2 separate regions of the Homo sapiens genome follow, and region 2 is linked to region 1. Evidence: chromatin loops called from intact Hi-C (ENCODE). Cell type or tissue: heart left ventricle. All regions are shown on one strand.

Region 1 (8,000 bases):
AGCCATCTCGGGGACAAATGGTGGTCATCCAAGGTAGTTGAACTTGCTTCCCTGGGACAGCCAGCACTGCTCATCTGGGCAGGGACTCTGCCCCTAGGGATGCAGGCCTGGCAGTTCCATCAGCAGGCTCGGGGTGGGAAGCCAGTTGCCCTCTACACTGGCTTCAAGTCACTAGAAGCCTGCCAGACACTCAGAAGGAAGGTCTCGCAGAGCCAAGAGAATGATCAGTTTCCTCAGGGCAGGGCTGCCGGGGAGGGTCACCCAGTAAGAAGCTGGCTCCTGATCCAGAAGCCCAGGCTGCAGAGGGCTGGGGCCTGTGTTCTCCTCCACCCCCTGAGCACTCACTTAGAAGACAAGGAGTCAGAGAGCAGCCCCATCCCCTTGGGCACTGCCCCTCTCCTTGGAGCGGGCACATAGAGAGGCCTGTGCCCGTGAGCTGAAGGTCAGTGTGCTCGGCAGGCACTGTGGGGTGGGGGAGGGTGGAGGGCAGAGGGGAGAGCTGGGCTGACAGTCACGTACGCTGATGTCACTGGTCACTCCGCCTCCCTGAGGTATCGCTTTCCTCATGGCCAAGCCTGCAGCTGAGTTCAGGGGGGCAGTCACGTCCCATCCCTGGCACAGCTCTTTAGGCCACTCACTGCACTGCCTCCAGGGCTGCTGAGGTCAGGGTGGCACTTACCAGCACTACCCAGTGTCAGCTCTGCTCTGACAGCAGGGTGGAGGAGCCTAGGGAGTGGGGAGAGTGGCGGGGACAGGTGTCTGGGGGCTGGGAGTGGCCAGGCTGCTGAGAAAGTGCCCCAGGATGCCTTGGGGGCTGGCCCAGCCTGGGGGGCTAAGCTGGGCTTCTATCACAGGTGAGCAGAGGGACAAACCAGGAGCTCCCAGTCTGAAGGAGAAAGACAGAACCCTTGCCCTCAGGGAGTTTCCAGTCTGATGGGAGAGTCAGCCCCTGCTTATAGGGAGCTCCCTGCCCCATGAGGAGACCCAGCCCCTGTCTGCAGATGCAGCCGTTGTGTCTGGGCTGAGTGTGGTAGTGGCGGTGGTCAAAGCTCCTTCCTATTCTCTTCCCCATGTAAGGTTCCCAGGTCACCCAGATTAGGTCCTCTGGAAGATCCTGTCCCTTGACACGTTGAGGACCTGGCAGGTGCCCTGCATGTGACTGCCCCGCATGCAATGTGGGGGGGCTGCCAGAGCCCAAGTGCAGACAGACGGAGGCGTCCCTGTGTCTGAGCTCGTCCTTGGGGCTGGGTCCAGCAGAGGGAGCTGCCAGCCAGCAGGAGCTGAGTCAAGCTGTCCCTGACCCCTGAGATGGCCTTGAGAAACTCCCACCGCTCACCCAGGGTAGGGGATTCACCCCATGATGGGAGCTAAAGGGCCTAGATTTTTCCCATGGTTGGAACTGAAGTGCCTAACAGCATATATGGGAGCCCAGGCTGCTTCAGCCCACCCCATCAACCCGTGCTGTCCCCATGGAGACCGCTCTGCAGAATCACAAGTTCTTAATTCTTCCAACTGAGCCTATGGAGTCCTTCTCACCATCCCCGGGGTAGACAGTAATGCAAGGAATCAGACCTAGGTGTGAGTTCTCCTCCCTCCCTTACTAGCTCTGTGACTCTAGGCAAGTTAAGTAACCTCTCTGGGTCTTGGTTTCTTCCTCTGCTGCTTCATGGGCTGCTGTAAAGGGGAAGTGCATGAAATTTGCCAGGCACATAGTAGGTGCCCAGTTAAGGTAACTTCCCTTTCCTAACAGACACATCAAGCTGCATCCAGAATGAGGTGGCACTAAGGGAACAAGGGGCATGACCCTTGGCTCTTCCCTCGGCACCCTGCCTTGCAGCCCTTCCACTCATGTGCCCATGGCTGTAGGTCAGGTCACCCCCCAGCAAGACTTACTGGCCACTTGCCACCCCCATGGAGACCATGCTGCAGTCTCCTTGGGGTTTGTAGATTCTGAATATTGCCTCCCTTTCCTATTCAGCATATTTACTGAAAACTTTCTATGTGCCAGACCCTGTTCTAGGCACTAGAACGGCAGTGAGCAAAATTGACAAAAGTCCCTGACTTCATGGAGCTGGCATTCAAGTGCAGGGTGACAAACATTAAACACAATTTTAGAGGGTGGTAGGTGCACTGGAGAAAGATAAAGGGAAAGGGGACAGGAGTGAAGGGTGTAGGGTGTGATGCAATTTTAAATGGGGAGGTCAAGGAAGGCCACCCTGAGAGGATAACATTTGAGTAAAGACTTGAAACTGGGAGCCATGTGCATGACTGGAGGAGAACATGCCCTGTAGGGGGAGCAGCACATGCAAAGGCCCCGGGGTGGAAACAGAGCTGTTTATTGGAGGAATAGCAAGGAGACCAGTGTGGAATGAATGAGGGAGAGTAGTGGGAGGTGAGATCAGAGAAGTAGGAGGGACTAGATTTTGTAGGGGCTGGTGGTAGGCCATTGTCAGAACTTTGGCAATGTCCACAAATGTGGACACAGAGAAGGAACAGGAAACTTCCATTTTCCTGATGGATAATGGGACAGTATGGAAATGCCACCTGTTTAATAAAGATGAGCCCAGAACTCCCAAAATTGGCACTGGAAGTACCTTCCTGACTAAGAGCGGCAGCTTGGTGCCTGGATCTGCCCCATGGGGGTCTCTCGCCAGATTCTGATGCCATCTCACAGTGGTCTTGTGGGGAGAGGTATGAGCCTGTTCAAGGGAGTGTCCACCACAGCCTGAGGGCAGGCGTGTGTCTTGTTGATCCTACATCTTACAGGCACTGAAAGAAGGAAGGAGTGAATGAATGAATGATGGACACAGGTGCTGTCCTTTAATTCTTTTTAGCACCAGGGACCAGGCTGGAGTATTTAAAAAGCCAAAGGCAGTAAACTCAGAGAGATAAGGCCTTTGAGGTGGTGTGGCTGACAATGCATTGCCTAAGCCTGCTCTTTTTCCACTTGGAGGCCCCCTACAGGGTGCCTCTGCTGGCTTCTGGGTGGCATCTCTGTGGCCAAAGCCCCATGACACTCACTCCTGCAACACAGACTCATCTCAGACACCCAGCACCTTCAGAGGCTGAGCTGGGAGTCAGGATTCCCACCTCCTGAAATCCAGCATCTTGTCTGAGGCCTTCTCTTTCTTCCCTGAGCCCCACCAGAAGGAGCCGCCTCTTTGTGGGGAGTTCCCCCATACCCCCACCCCACACACAAAGTCCGGCCTCATGGCCCTCACCCAAATGACCCTAATCTCAGTTGGCATCAGACAAGAGCTGCCTCAGGCAGGGGTGGGGAGTGGCCTAGAGTAGAGGAATATTACTAATGACACCACCACAGTAGCGGCAACTCACACTCACAAACACTGCCCTTGTGTCAGACTGTCCTAACCACGCCATCCGCATGATCTCATTTAGCCCTGAGAGGCCTCCATGAGCTGCCTGAGGGAATGGGGGCCCCAAGAGATCAAGGGACTTGTCTCTGAGGGGCACTTCCAGGTGCTCTACCCTGGGTGGGGGTGAAAGCTCTGGCAGGGCCCTGGCCCAGAACTGATTCTTCCAGCTGCTGCTAGGCCGCCCTGCAGCAGCCAGGCAGAGGGGTTCATCCCAGGGCACCCCTATCTCCTGTGCGACCCAAGCTAAGTATGTCAAACTCCAGCCCCATCCTTCAGAGCAGGACCCTGAGCAGCCCCCTCCTGTCTCTGGCTGCACTGCAAGGACAGCAGAGTTGGCTGCCAGGGCTCGGGCCGCCCCCAGGGTGTGCTGCTGCTCCTCTGGACTGCCAAGGCTGCCTGCCTGCTCACCCTTCACCTCTGGGCCAGCTGGGCCCGCCAGGGAGAGGTGCTGTAAGCAGGGACAAGCCCAACTTCCCTCTCAGGCTGAGAATGTGTCTCCTGCCTGCAGAGAACAGATGTGGGGACCCACATGTACAGAGGAAGACTTGGAGACTTCCAGAGCCCATGCCTCCTGCCCTGGGAGAGGTTGCTGGAGAGCTGGGCCCTGCTTGCTATGAACCCTGACCATTCCAGGCTTTACTTGCCCTTCCCAGGCTAGCACAGCTGCTGCCCTGCCTGCCCAGCTCATGGCAGGTAAGACCACATGTTGCAGGAAAACTGCAAACTGCAAACAGGGGCTTCTCCCAATTCACCCCCTGCATTCTCCTCTCCCTCTGCATCTGCATGCCCATGCCACCCCTTCCCTTCAAGGGCCTGTCCTGGAACCCAACAGCTGGATGATGCCCACTTCCTTCTGAACGTGGAATGCCGGGAACCATACCTCTCACATGGCCACAGCTCGCCTTCCTCTTGATTTCTAGTCATTCATGCACAGGTTGGACTGCTAAACATGGAGACAAGCCTGGGGGGACAAGACTGATGAGATATGAGTCCACTCAGCAACAGGGCTTGATATAGAGCCCTGTTCTTCCTACTGCCTCTTCTTTCTAGAAAACAGTGAGATAGAAGTAGGTGAGGAGTAAGGGAGTGAGACCGGGGCTGAGGGCTTGGGGAACAATAGAAAGAACCTGGGCTGGGAGAACACAGACCTGGGGTTGTGCCCTGGCTCTCCCTAACTGCTCCTACCCCCATGCCCCTCCCGTTTAAACATTTGAGAAAAGAAGTGATGCCTCTAGGGTCTCAGGCTTAGTCTACCCATCAGACAAAGGCTCCACTCATCTCAGAACCCAGAGCTGGCAGGATGGGAGCCAGAGACCTGATGGAGGTCATGAAACTGGCAGAGAGAAAACTCGCAGAAGTGGCCCACCCTGTGGCCTGGGCGCGTGCAGCTGCCTGATTCACAGCCCCTCCTGGCAAAGCCTTCATGAAGCCTTCGTGCGTCTTCTCCAGAGCTGGGTTGGAGGCTGCTTTGCGATCCCAGAACCTAATGGAGGGTCTGGCCTAGAACATGCCCATAATACTTGATTGTTGAACAAACGAGGCGGAGTTGAATGGGGTCCTTGCCCACACCCACATCAGCTGGCACTGACAGTAGCCTTATCATTGAGAAGGCTCAGCAGTGAGCACAAGGAGGTGGGCCTGAGGATGATGGGCGTCCTGGACTCCAGGAAAGCGGTTTGCTGGTAAGCAGTTCCATGGAAAAGAAAGGATCCCATGGCTTTACACTTTGGAAGGCTTGGAGAACCCGGAGAGACACCAGGTTTTGCAGTGGAGCCCTTCCTCGCCCATCTTGGCCAAATAGAAGGAGGTGGGTGCAGGGTGCTAAAAAGCCCTCCATTTTGAAAGTCCATGTTCAAAATCTGGCAAAATGGACTTAGGCCAAATACCAGTGCATGGCTCACCCTGGAGGAAGGAGCTGAGATCTCAGGGATGAAGACCTCAAATTGCATTCTTTCTTTTAGCTCTGTTGGAGCAAAAAATAGCCCCAACTTCTCCCCCACAGGGGGGACAAGCCAACAGCAGAGAAGAGTGAATCCGATGGGTGAGTCCCAGAAAAGACAAGAGATGTTAGGATTGAGCAAGCCCCCTTCATGGGGCCAAGTCTGGGGCTAGAGGGACTTTCATTTCCAGTGCTGAAAGACCTCCTGCTCATAAGCACAGAAACCTCAGCTACAGACGGAAGGCAGAAAGCCAAAGCTGGGCTGAGCATGTTCTAATGTATAAAAGTGTGAAGACTCTATTTAGGAAATGACAGACTTCTGAGCTTGAAGTCAATTCCCAGTGAATACTTGAGAGTTGATTATTATGTGAATTCATAGATAAAGAAGACAGATGGACAGACAGATAAATAGTAGAACCCTTCTGCTTACATGTAATTTCATATATTCTTAAAACATGGAGAGATGGGTTTTGTTACCATAGTTGGCAAGTGAGGAACCTGAGGCATTTGGAGGTTAAGTAATTTGCCCCAAACCACATCGCTAGAACTGGGCAGGACAGGCCCCCAGCTCTGTTGACCACAAATTCCAGGGATTTCCTCTCCAGACCCTCCAGCTGGTTCTACTGGAAGCAAACAATGCCGTGCTAACCAGCCTCAGCTCTTTCTCACTGGGATGCTGGACTGCTGGAGGTGAGAATGCTGAGTTTTGGCCAAGAGGGTAATATAGGCCTGTTAGGATATGCTAGTGAGGCCAGCTCCCATGCTAACAGCAGGGACTCAACCATGGTGACAAATGATGAATGGACACCTGGAATTCTCTAGGGCTTGTTTCACGGCCCTTGTCCTTGGCCCCATCCCCCTCAACATTTTTATCAATTGCTTGAATGGAGACCTGAGAAGCTCCCCTCCCTCTGTTTGCAGATGACCCACAGCTGAGAGGAGCAGGCTTGGCAGCACAATGAGGATTCAAAATTAGCCTGACAGTGCCTGGAACAATGGGTAAAACCAACAAGAGAGATCAACAGTAGGCATAAGTGACAAGTCCAGCTCTAGGGAGAGAAAAAAATCAAGTCAAAAGGCACATGGGGATTGATCCTACAGAAATGCTGACTTATGTGCAAAAGGAGTCCTGGCAACATGGCCTTAAATGCTGCAAAGGCCTAGAAACAACCAAAATGTCCACCAGTAGGGGATTGGTTGAATACTTTAGGTAGATCCACACAATGGAAGGCTATGGGCCTGATACAGAGAATGAGCCAAGGAATTATGTACGGATAAGGAAAATTCCCCAAGATACCTGGTTAAGTGAAAAAGCAAGGTGCCCGACAGTGCACACTGATAGTGTAGACTATGCAGCTCTTTGTATGATTAGGAATGTGTGTCTCCGTTTGTATATGTACAGATCATCTGCAGACAGATACACAAGAAAAGTGTATCTGAAAAGTGGCTGGCTGGGGTCTTGCTTTGTACTGTATGTATATCTTTTGTGTATTTTTTTGTGCCATATATATATTTGTGTGTGTGTGTGTGTGTGTGTGTGTGTAAATGGATAAAGCAGCCCTTGTATCAATTCTAGTGAAAAAGACCTGTAAGTCTGGCCCACCATAAACTCACTGAGCGCTAATTAAAAACAAAAACAAACAAACAAACAAAAAACACCAAACTGACTGTAATGTGAGGTTATACCCACAGGAACACAGGGCCCTGACAGGAGGTATATGTTCTGCTATGCTCTGAGCTGGTCAGGCTGTACTCGGAGTGTGGGGTCTCTCTGAGGAGCCATGTTTGAGGAGAAACATTGGCAGTTAGAACAGACCTAGGGGAACAGCTTGGCTGGGGTGGGAGCAGGGTAGAGGAGAGAACCTTGGTGGGCTTGGAGATGCTGGAGGAATGGAGAGCTATCGAGTTTGGACAAGATGCCTGTGCCTGTGGGATGGGAGAGGAATATGCTGACTCTCTCTGGTTTACTAAAGGACTGGCATGCAGAAGCAGGAGGAACCTGATTATTTTATTTGTTCTGAAGAACAGAACTTGGATCAATGGTTTGGAAGGTACAGAGAGGTAAATCTTGGCCTTAGGAAGTCCTATCAAGAATTGGAACAGCCCACTAGTACAGGAATGGGCTCCCATCACCAGGTGTTTTCAGGTAGCCACTGTGATCATCTATCTAGGATGTTGGAGTGAGCATTGACAATCACCAGGGCCCATATTCTTGGGCTCACTACAGGCTTATTGAAACTGAATCCCTGTAGTTAAAGTCTAGAAATCTGCTTTACTTATTTATTTTTACCTCAGATATAGATAATTGATTCAATTATACTCATTGATTCCCAGCATCCTAACAGTAGTCTATTCAAAGCCCCCTTGAAATGTTACTTTTCATTGTATTTTTTCTCCTTCACCTACATTTCCACTCTCATTCTTCCCGCCTTCCGACCAGACCTAGACCTTCATTCTATGTGTTTGATATAGGTCTTTAAATATGCATCTTCTTTGTATGCCGGGTGGTGGTGTTTTCTGCATGTTTTATAATTTATATAAATGGTACTATGCTGTAATTCTCCTTCTGTTTCTCACTTTTTTCATTCAACATTGCTATTAAGATCTATGTCTGTACATCTGGCCTGTTTCTAACTGCCACTTGGAAAGAAGCCACCCACCTTACTTATCTACTCCTCCAGGGA
Region 2 (8,000 bases), 110 kb after region 1:
GTGGGGAGGGTTGTTTGAGCCCAGAAGGTTGAGGCTGCAGTGAGCCATGATCGTGCCACCGTACTCCAGCCTGGGCAACAGAGTGAGACCCTGTCTCAAAAAAGAGAGGAGAAAAGAAACCTATTTGACCTTCACTCAAGGACACCCTCACCTTAAACCTGACCTCTGAGGGGCTTCTGGAGATGCAGCGAGTTTGCTTCCGCCCCTCTGAGCAGCCTGGGACAGTCTTCGGCTACACATCCAGCGTAGGCAAAGTCCTTGGCATTTGTCAGATCTGCAAGGTCAGAGGAGAGGAAAGAGGCATTGGAGCCTTTGATGCAGGATAGCCCACAGAGCCCGCAAAAGTCCTAGAAAGTTTGGCTGCCACCCTAAATCAGAATGAATCACAAAGGATCATTCCAGCCCGGTCCTGCATGAGATCAGGGGTGAGCAAGCTGCGGGTGAACAGAAGTTAAGAATTGGTGAGACACATCAGGCCTGCTCTCCTGCTCAAAGCTGCCGCCTTCAAACAGTCCTCTCTGCCTTGTTATAGTTGTCTAAAAAGGCTTTACTAAAAATCCACTAAAATTAACTCAGTAGGAACTCTTTTTGTAAAAAGAATACTCATCCTTTTGATATATTTTGTGTTGGTGAGGTTTCCATTTTCAGATGACAGGGCCTCTTAATACAGAGTCTACCTTTTTTTTTTTTTTTTTTTTAATAATCAACTTCAATTTTCCACGAAGGGAAGGCAGGGAGGTTGGTTTACAGGTTATCCATAGCAGGAAGTCTAATTCCAGGTAGAGCAGTCAGGCTTTCCATGATTACAGCAAATTGAGTACTGGCATTGTCTGTGTGCCTTTGTAGGAGTGAGAAAATGTTAAAAATGTGATTAGAAATTGCAAACCCCTGGCTCAGGAATGAAATGGTGAAAAACAAGCACAACCTAAAGCATTATCAGATTTAACCAATAGTTTTAATATGCTAACAGGCCCCAGAAGAGACTGCCACCAACAACGTATAAACTTGTGAGCACCGTAATATTGAATCAACATATTGTTGTATCTTTTTTTTTTTTGGTCAGGGATGGGGTGGGGATGGAGCTTCACTCTTGTTGCCCAGGCTGGAGTACAATGGCGTGATCTCGGCTCACCGCCACCTCCACCTCCCAGGTTCAAGCGATTTTCCTGCCTCCACCTCCCAAGTAGCTGGAATTACAGGCATGCACCACCACGCCTGGCTAATTTTTGTATTTTTAGTAGAGATGGGGTTTCTCCATGTTAGCCAGGGTGGTCTCGAACTCCCAACTTCAGGTGATCCACCTGCCTCGGCCTCCCAAGGTGCTGGGATTACAAGCGTGAGCCACCGCACCCTGCCTGAATCAACATATTGAAGGAATATGCAGCTGACCTTAGCAGAGACTTTCAGGAGCCTTTTGCTGGCTGTAGACCAGTCTAGACCATATGGTGGGCTGGCTTCTCCCAACAAACTCCTTGACAGACTCAGGCAGGTATAGGGGAGAGGGGCTTGAAGGCCAAATGATCCCCCAAGAAACTCCATAACAGACTTCTCTGCCCAAACAAATTTGAGAAATGATATGTTCAAATGAAACACACACTCTGTTGGTGAGGCTGAGGAAACAGGCTCAAACTCAGCTGGTGGCCCAGTGACTGGGACCACCCCTTAAGGGGGACAACCTGATGATATCTTTCAAAATTAAAAATGCACACGGTCTTTGACCCAGCAATTCTACTCCCTGGAATTTTTCCTGTTGATGCACTCCCACAAGGAGCAAATGACGTGTGGGGAAGGCTATTTGTTTGCAGCATTGTTTATAATAATAAAAGTCTGGAAACAGCCCAGCTCTCTCAAAAAGGGTCTGGCAAAATAACCTCAGGAGGAGCAGCGAACACTTATTGAGTGCTTACTGCACACCAGGCACTGTCCTAAGCCATTTACAAGCTTTATCTTATTGAATCTCCACAAAATGCTTCAAGGTAGATGATGCTGTTATCTTTGGATCACAAATGAGGAAACTGAGTCACTCAGACATTGAGTAACTGGCTCAACATTAAACAACTGGCTTGAACGAGAGCATTCTGCCTCCAAAGACTATGCTCTTAACCACCTTATTATACAATCTCTTCCAAATAAACATTTGAAACATCTGTTTGGTAGAATAAACTGGAGTGAAGAAAAAGAATGAGCCAGCTATCTGTGCACTCACACCAAATGGTCTCCAGATTATTGTTAAGTGAGAGAAAAAAGTTGCAGAACGGTGTGGAGAAAAGTCATCATTCATGTGGGAGGAAAACAGTTTATAAATGTATATGTTTTAGACTACCTTTAGAAGGATACACAGGAAACTGGTAACTCAGGGGCCTCCAAGAGAAGGACTGAGTAAGTGGCTAGAAGAAAGGTTAGAAGAGAGGCTTACACTTCTGTCTGAATTTGTTTTTAACTTCTTATTTATTTTACTTTTTTATTTTTTTAAGCATACAGAAAAGTTGCAAAAATAAGAACTGCTGATGTCCTTCACCTAGGTTCCCTAATTCTTATTGCGCTTGCATTTTTCACTGTGTCCATATAGTATCTCTTATTTATTTCATTTATTTATTTTTTGGAAATAAGGTCTCACTCTGTCGCCCAGGCTGGAGTGCAGTGGTGCGATCTCGGCTCACAGCAACCTCCGCCTCTCAGGTTCAAGCTATTCTCATGCCTCAGCCTCCCCAGTAGCTGGGATTACAGGCGCCTGCCAACACTCCCAGAAAATTTTTGTATTTTTAGTAGAGATGGGGTTTCACCATGTTGGCCAGGCTGGTCTCAAACTCCTGACCTCAAGCAGTCTGCCTGCTTCGGCCTCCCAAAGTGCTGGGATTATAGGTGTGAGCCTCCACGCCTGAACTAAAATTAATTATTTAAAAATAAGACAATGCTAAACAAGTATTTTCTACTTCATAAATTCTGGGAGATTGTTAAAATGCTAGCTGTTCAAATCTCTCAGAAGCAAGCCAATTGCATAGCATTTTCATGAAGTCTATCTTCAAACTCACCCACCTTCTGGAAGAGACGCCTCCCAACCCAGAAGGATGTGCCTGAGCCAAGGGTCTTAGAGAAGGGGCCCAAGGAAGCTTCCAGAACCATAAGTAAGGCCAGAGGCAGCTGTGCCTCGCTCAGGGGTGGGGTAGGGCAGAGACAGGGCTGAGGTGGCCCACAGGGCTCTTGCCTCCCAAGTGGGTTCTCTCTCCACCCAGCTGCCAGTGAGGACCACAGCAGAGAGGAAAGAAACAGATGCATGCCAAGTGTCCGAACAATGCCAGCAAGCCCTCCCAGTCCTGCTGAGTCTCTTTTATTACCTGCCCAGGCCCTGGTGCCATGGGGCTTAGTGTCTGAGATGGACTGAGGCCTCTCATCCTGTGAACCAGGTGCTGGGGAAAAACCCAGGTATACACACATGGAGGACAGGGGACAGGTCCCCTGCCATCATTAAAGGCATTGCCTCCCCTGAGCACTAGCAGCCACTCAATCCCAGTGCCAGTCACTTGCCCCGTTCCCAGCACAGCCCCTGGGGCCCTGCTGTCCTAAAATCATCTGCTCTGGCTTTTCTGGCGCTTTGCAGGGTTCATCAGGTCTGTTCCACTCGTGTGTTTTTCCTTCCTGCTCCCGCCCTCATCAGGGATCTCTGGGGTTCCCTGAGGGCAGGGCTATGTCTCCCCCTCAGACTGGGGCTCCTCAAGTCAGGAACCTTAGAGAACAAGCGACTGGGCACTGTCCCCTCCTCCCACCCTCCCTTTTGGTTCCAAGGCCAGGTGTTTGAGCAGGCCGTCATTTCACACATCCCAAGTCTGGGCACATGCACCGCCCAAAGCCCCTTGCCTCCCTGAAGGGGAGGCTGAAGGCCAGCCGCTGACACCAGTGGACCCACGGCGGGATCATTGCATAACAGCAGCCTGGCCACAGGATGATTCAGCACTGAGGCCTGCACAGCACTCTGACTTCTGTGGAAGACTCAGGACAGGGCTCCTCAGAATCAACAGACACGAGACCCAAGGATTCCACCTCACCTGGGGACGCGATGTTGCAGCCCTGGCATATTTGGGCCTCTTCTGGCTGCCCTGGGCCTGGCCTCTCTGTGTCTGGACCTGAGTGCAGGTACCTGGCCTGGGTTCCAGCCTGGGCAGGGCCAAGAGAGTCACCCTGCCACCAAAAGCCCACTGTCAGGACTTAGACTGCCCTCAAGCAGGGTTGTGGCCCAGCAGGAAAGTGACCTGGGGCCAGGGAAGGGACCCCAGGGGCAGCCTGGGGCTGGGGGGGGTCAACTTGGCAGTTCTTTTTCAGACCACTAGATGTCACTTCCATTTCAAAGGAACCCACTGGTTGGAATTTTCCCCAGTCAGGTCCCCACAGCCTTCAAGTCTTAAAGACACACAGACCACAAAAGAAAACTTCATTTTCCCCGGAGGACCAAGACACTGGAAACCTGGCCAGGAGCTGCCCCCAACCCTCAGCTGAAGCTTCCAGGGGCTCCATAACATCCCATCCCAACCCTGGAAAGAGCCAGAGGTGATGGAACTCCATCTCCCCATCCCCCACCTGTCCTACAGGTTAGTATGGGGATGGTATTTTCTGAAATGAACAAAAAAATGAAAGACGTGATGAAATGAATGTGAGTGCATTTGAGGGGGACGATGTTTGAAACAGGGGACATATATGCCAAAGATCCTCTTCAGGGCCAGGAGATTCCAGGTTCATCAAGGTCATGTTGTCCATCCCCAGGCTTCAGACTATCCTCAAAAAGTTCGGGTAAGGCAGCGCTGAAGGGAAGTTCCAGGGACCTTGCTTTCTCCACTCCAGTCCCCAATATTCAGTCAACATCTCTTGGCTGGCTGGGGCTGATTATTATAAAGTACAACCTTTGTGAGGTAAGTATAAAGATAACCCCATTTGACAAATGAAGACACAGAGGTATGGAGAGGGTTAAGTGAGAAAGTTCTCCCCAAGCCTCTTGCTGCTGTCCCATCTCAGCTCCCCACAGAAATGCGGCATGGATTCAGCTGGTTGGTTTATCTACAGCTCAGGTTGCTGCTTAAAGACTCATTCTCTTTAGTTCATTTGTACTGGCTTTTACCCAGTGGTTTTCAAACTTGGCTGCCCATTAGAATCACCTGGGGAACTTTCAAAAATTCTGATGCATGGCTGGGCACAGTGGCTCACACCTGTAATCTCAGCACTTTGGGAGGCCAAGACGGGAAGATGGCTTGAGCTCAGGAGTTTAAAACCAGCCTAGGCAATAGAGTGAGACCTTGTCTCTATTAAAAATTTAAAAATTAGCCGGGTATAGTGGCATGCACCTATAGTCCTTGGTGCTACTTGGGAGGCTAAGGTGGGAGAATTGAACCCAAGAGGTCGAGCCTGTAGTGAGCCGTGATCGTGCCACTGCACTCCAGCCTGGGGGACAGACTGAGACCTTGTCTAAAAAAACATCTGATGCCCTGGTCACCCCATATAAATTAATTCAGAATGCAGGAGGGTTGGAGTAAGTCAGGCATCAGTATGCTCTTGTAAATGTCCAGGTAATTCCAATGAGTGGCCAAGTCTGTGGACCATTATTTAACCACTCCCCCAACCTACCCTCAGCCAACACTGAGGGTTTACCTACAGGCCTGGCAGGGTGAGATTGGAAAGGCTGTGTTGCTATTAATGATTATTTAATCACATTTAATAATAGGATACCCAGAAACAAATACCTCACATACTGTAAGGCAGGAGGGCATGCATTGTTACTTTCCCGCAGAGGGAAGACTGACGTTCAAAGAAGTGAAGCAACTCACCCAGCGAATAAGTGAGTAGAACAAGGGCTAACACCCAAGTCTTCTTAGTTCTCAGACAAATGCTCCTGCCTCTTCATTATGCCTCCGAGATAAGGTGAGCTGCTTCCAGAGCAGTTAGCATCATACATAGAAAACTGTTCATTGTCAGTATCTGACCTCTAGCCCCAACCACTTATCAACAGCCAGTCATAACCACAGCTGACCCTTTATCTTGACTACAAGCTTGCTTTACCCTGGCTACCACTTGACCCCTAACCCTGGCCACTGCTGGCCCCTAATTGAGACCACAAGCTATCCCTAATGCCAGCCATGTTCAGCACTGGCCAGAATATGGAGGGCTCAGGCTACCCAGTCACCAAACCAGGGAATACCTCTGTGTCGTGTCATAATTACTAATGATAATAAGCACGTGGGGCCTGTGTGCCAGACAGGGTTTCAATATGTCTCTACGAACTATCAGGTCAGATCTAAAGGCTTCCCCAAAGTTTCTCTTTCTTGTAAGGCTCGCCCTTTCCTGCTCCGATCTCTCTCTTTCACACACACACACACACACACACCTCCTTGCTCCTGCAGTTCCCCAGGCCTGGAATGCCCTTCCTCCTCCCCACTCTCCAGGATCCCCTCAAGGCCTTCCTCCCAAGGAAGCCTACAGGGCCCCCAGGGTCCCACATAGCCCAGGCTTACGGACCCCTTCAGTAGGTGTCACCAGGCCCAAGAGAGCAAAGTCACTCAGCTTAGCATCTTCTCTCCTTTCTCACAAGGTCAGGAAGGTCAGGGCCGCCCAGCAGGGGTGACAGTCAGATGTCAGGGGACACTCACCCGCACAGGCACTCACATACGCACACATGCTCACCAAGTGTGTTTATAGAGTTCTGGGCAACTGTAAACTTGGCTCACTCCAGCTGCCCCCAGGAGAGGGAAAACCATAAACACCTCCTGCTCCCACCAGTTTCCCTCGACAAGGCGAGTCACCTCCCAGGACCTGGACACCCACCATTATAGGGAACTGGCTGTACTCATCGACTCTACTCAGTGAGCAATGCCCAGCCTCAGTCACATCCCCAACACAGGGGAAGCGCCCCAGGCCCCTGCCATAGCCCTCCTGAGTCTTTGCAACCCTGGGAATGCCTCACCCTTCTCTTCCCTCGCCACCTTCAAAGGGCCACTCTCGGTCTTACCTCTAAGACACTCCCACTGATCTCCTTACTACATACTGAGTACTTTCTGGAAGGGGCTTTAAGACAAAAAGCCTTTGGGATGAGACCTAATATTCACTCTTAGAAATCCATTCCCCTGGGTCAAGCAGTGCTCTTTCCTCTGGAAGGGTTGTCTCAATGGGTCTCTGGATCTCTATGTGACTGTGCTGCAGCAGAGGCAGCTGGTATACAGGTGGGTACCACCTGGAGCATGAATTCTGGCTCTAAGTGTGGCACCACCTGCTTGGGCGGTACACTCTCTGAATGCGCAGTGAGGAACGGACTGCAAATCTCTAGGGTCCCTCCAGCTCTAGTAGCCAGTGGTTTCTCCTTCCAATCAAGGATTTTTATTGGGAAGTCACACAATTGATCTTGCTACTTTGAAATGTTGCCGTAACTTTAAAGGAGAAGTCCTACTGAGGCAGGCCTAAAGCGTAATAAAATTAGGTTAGCTGTAGGGAGGAACTTCCAAGACCGTGCATTACAAGGCACAGAGGATTGTAAAGCAAAACCAAAGAATATCTCTTCTGGAAATCTTTTAAAATGCAAGAAAGATATTCCTCAAAGGCCGAGTCTGACTTTGCTGGATATTTGGGGCCTTTTATTACTATTGAAAGGGGAGAGAGTGTGACCTTTCCTCAAGCCAGGAAAGGGTTGGGGGGGCCTTGATGGAGTTCCCAGTGCCAAAGGATAGAGAGCTGAATGGACCCAGGGCCTCACCCCTACCTCCTCCATTGTCCCCTGTTCCCCTTAATGAAGGCTCAGACCAGAACAACCAATGAGGCTTGGAAAATCCGCCTGTTGTGTGAGGGGATTTTCCATAAATCTCCCTCATTCAGGCAGCGACAGCCCCGTGCCCTGTGGAGGGAGGGCTGCCTGGCTGCTGGGGACCCTTGTTAAGAACAGGTGCTTTCTAGCCAGATCCCTGTTCCTCTGGGCCCCTCAGCCACCTAGGGGCTTTTGTAGGGAGGTAGTGAGGAAACCCACCCAGGCT

Evidence for each region. A loop is a pair of places that touch in the nucleus more often than their neighbours do. Peaks named below come from ENCODE experiments on the same cell type or tissue, not always from the same donor. Only the 100,000 strongest peaks of a DNase experiment are listed, where the experiment ranks them.
Region 2: it touches region 1 in a loop (2.0-fold over the local background); 5 of 110 quality-filtered maps call a loop at or near these places.

The regions. Positions count from the first base shown.
Region 1 is chr6:43,947,186-43,955,185 of GRCh38, reverse strand. No RefSeq gene overlaps it. Among named protein-coding and RNA genes, the nearest start is that of LINC03040, 49 kb to the left of the region's middle. RefSeq lists an enhancer at 3,539-4,524. In heart left ventricle, CTCF peaks have their summits at 1,255 (motif pointing right), 2,281 (motif pointing right) and 3,726; DNase peaks (open chromatin) are centred at 513, 1,225 and 3,745; H3K27ac peaks cover 2,888 bases; H3K27me3 peaks cover 729 bases.
Region 2 is chr6:43,834,785-43,842,784 of GRCh38, reverse strand. It overlaps LOC105375070 (a long non-coding RNA gene), which reads right to left. Exons shown (of 3, transcript XR_007059588.1): 2 at 152-274. It overlaps LOC105375069 (a long non-coding RNA gene), which reads left to right and starts at 3,986. Exons shown (of 3, transcript XR_001744130.1): 1 at 3,986-4,131; 2 at 4,373-4,901; 3 at 5,774-5,853. In heart left ventricle, a CTCF peak has its summit at 4,302 (motif pointing right); a DNase peak (open chromatin) is centred at 3,934.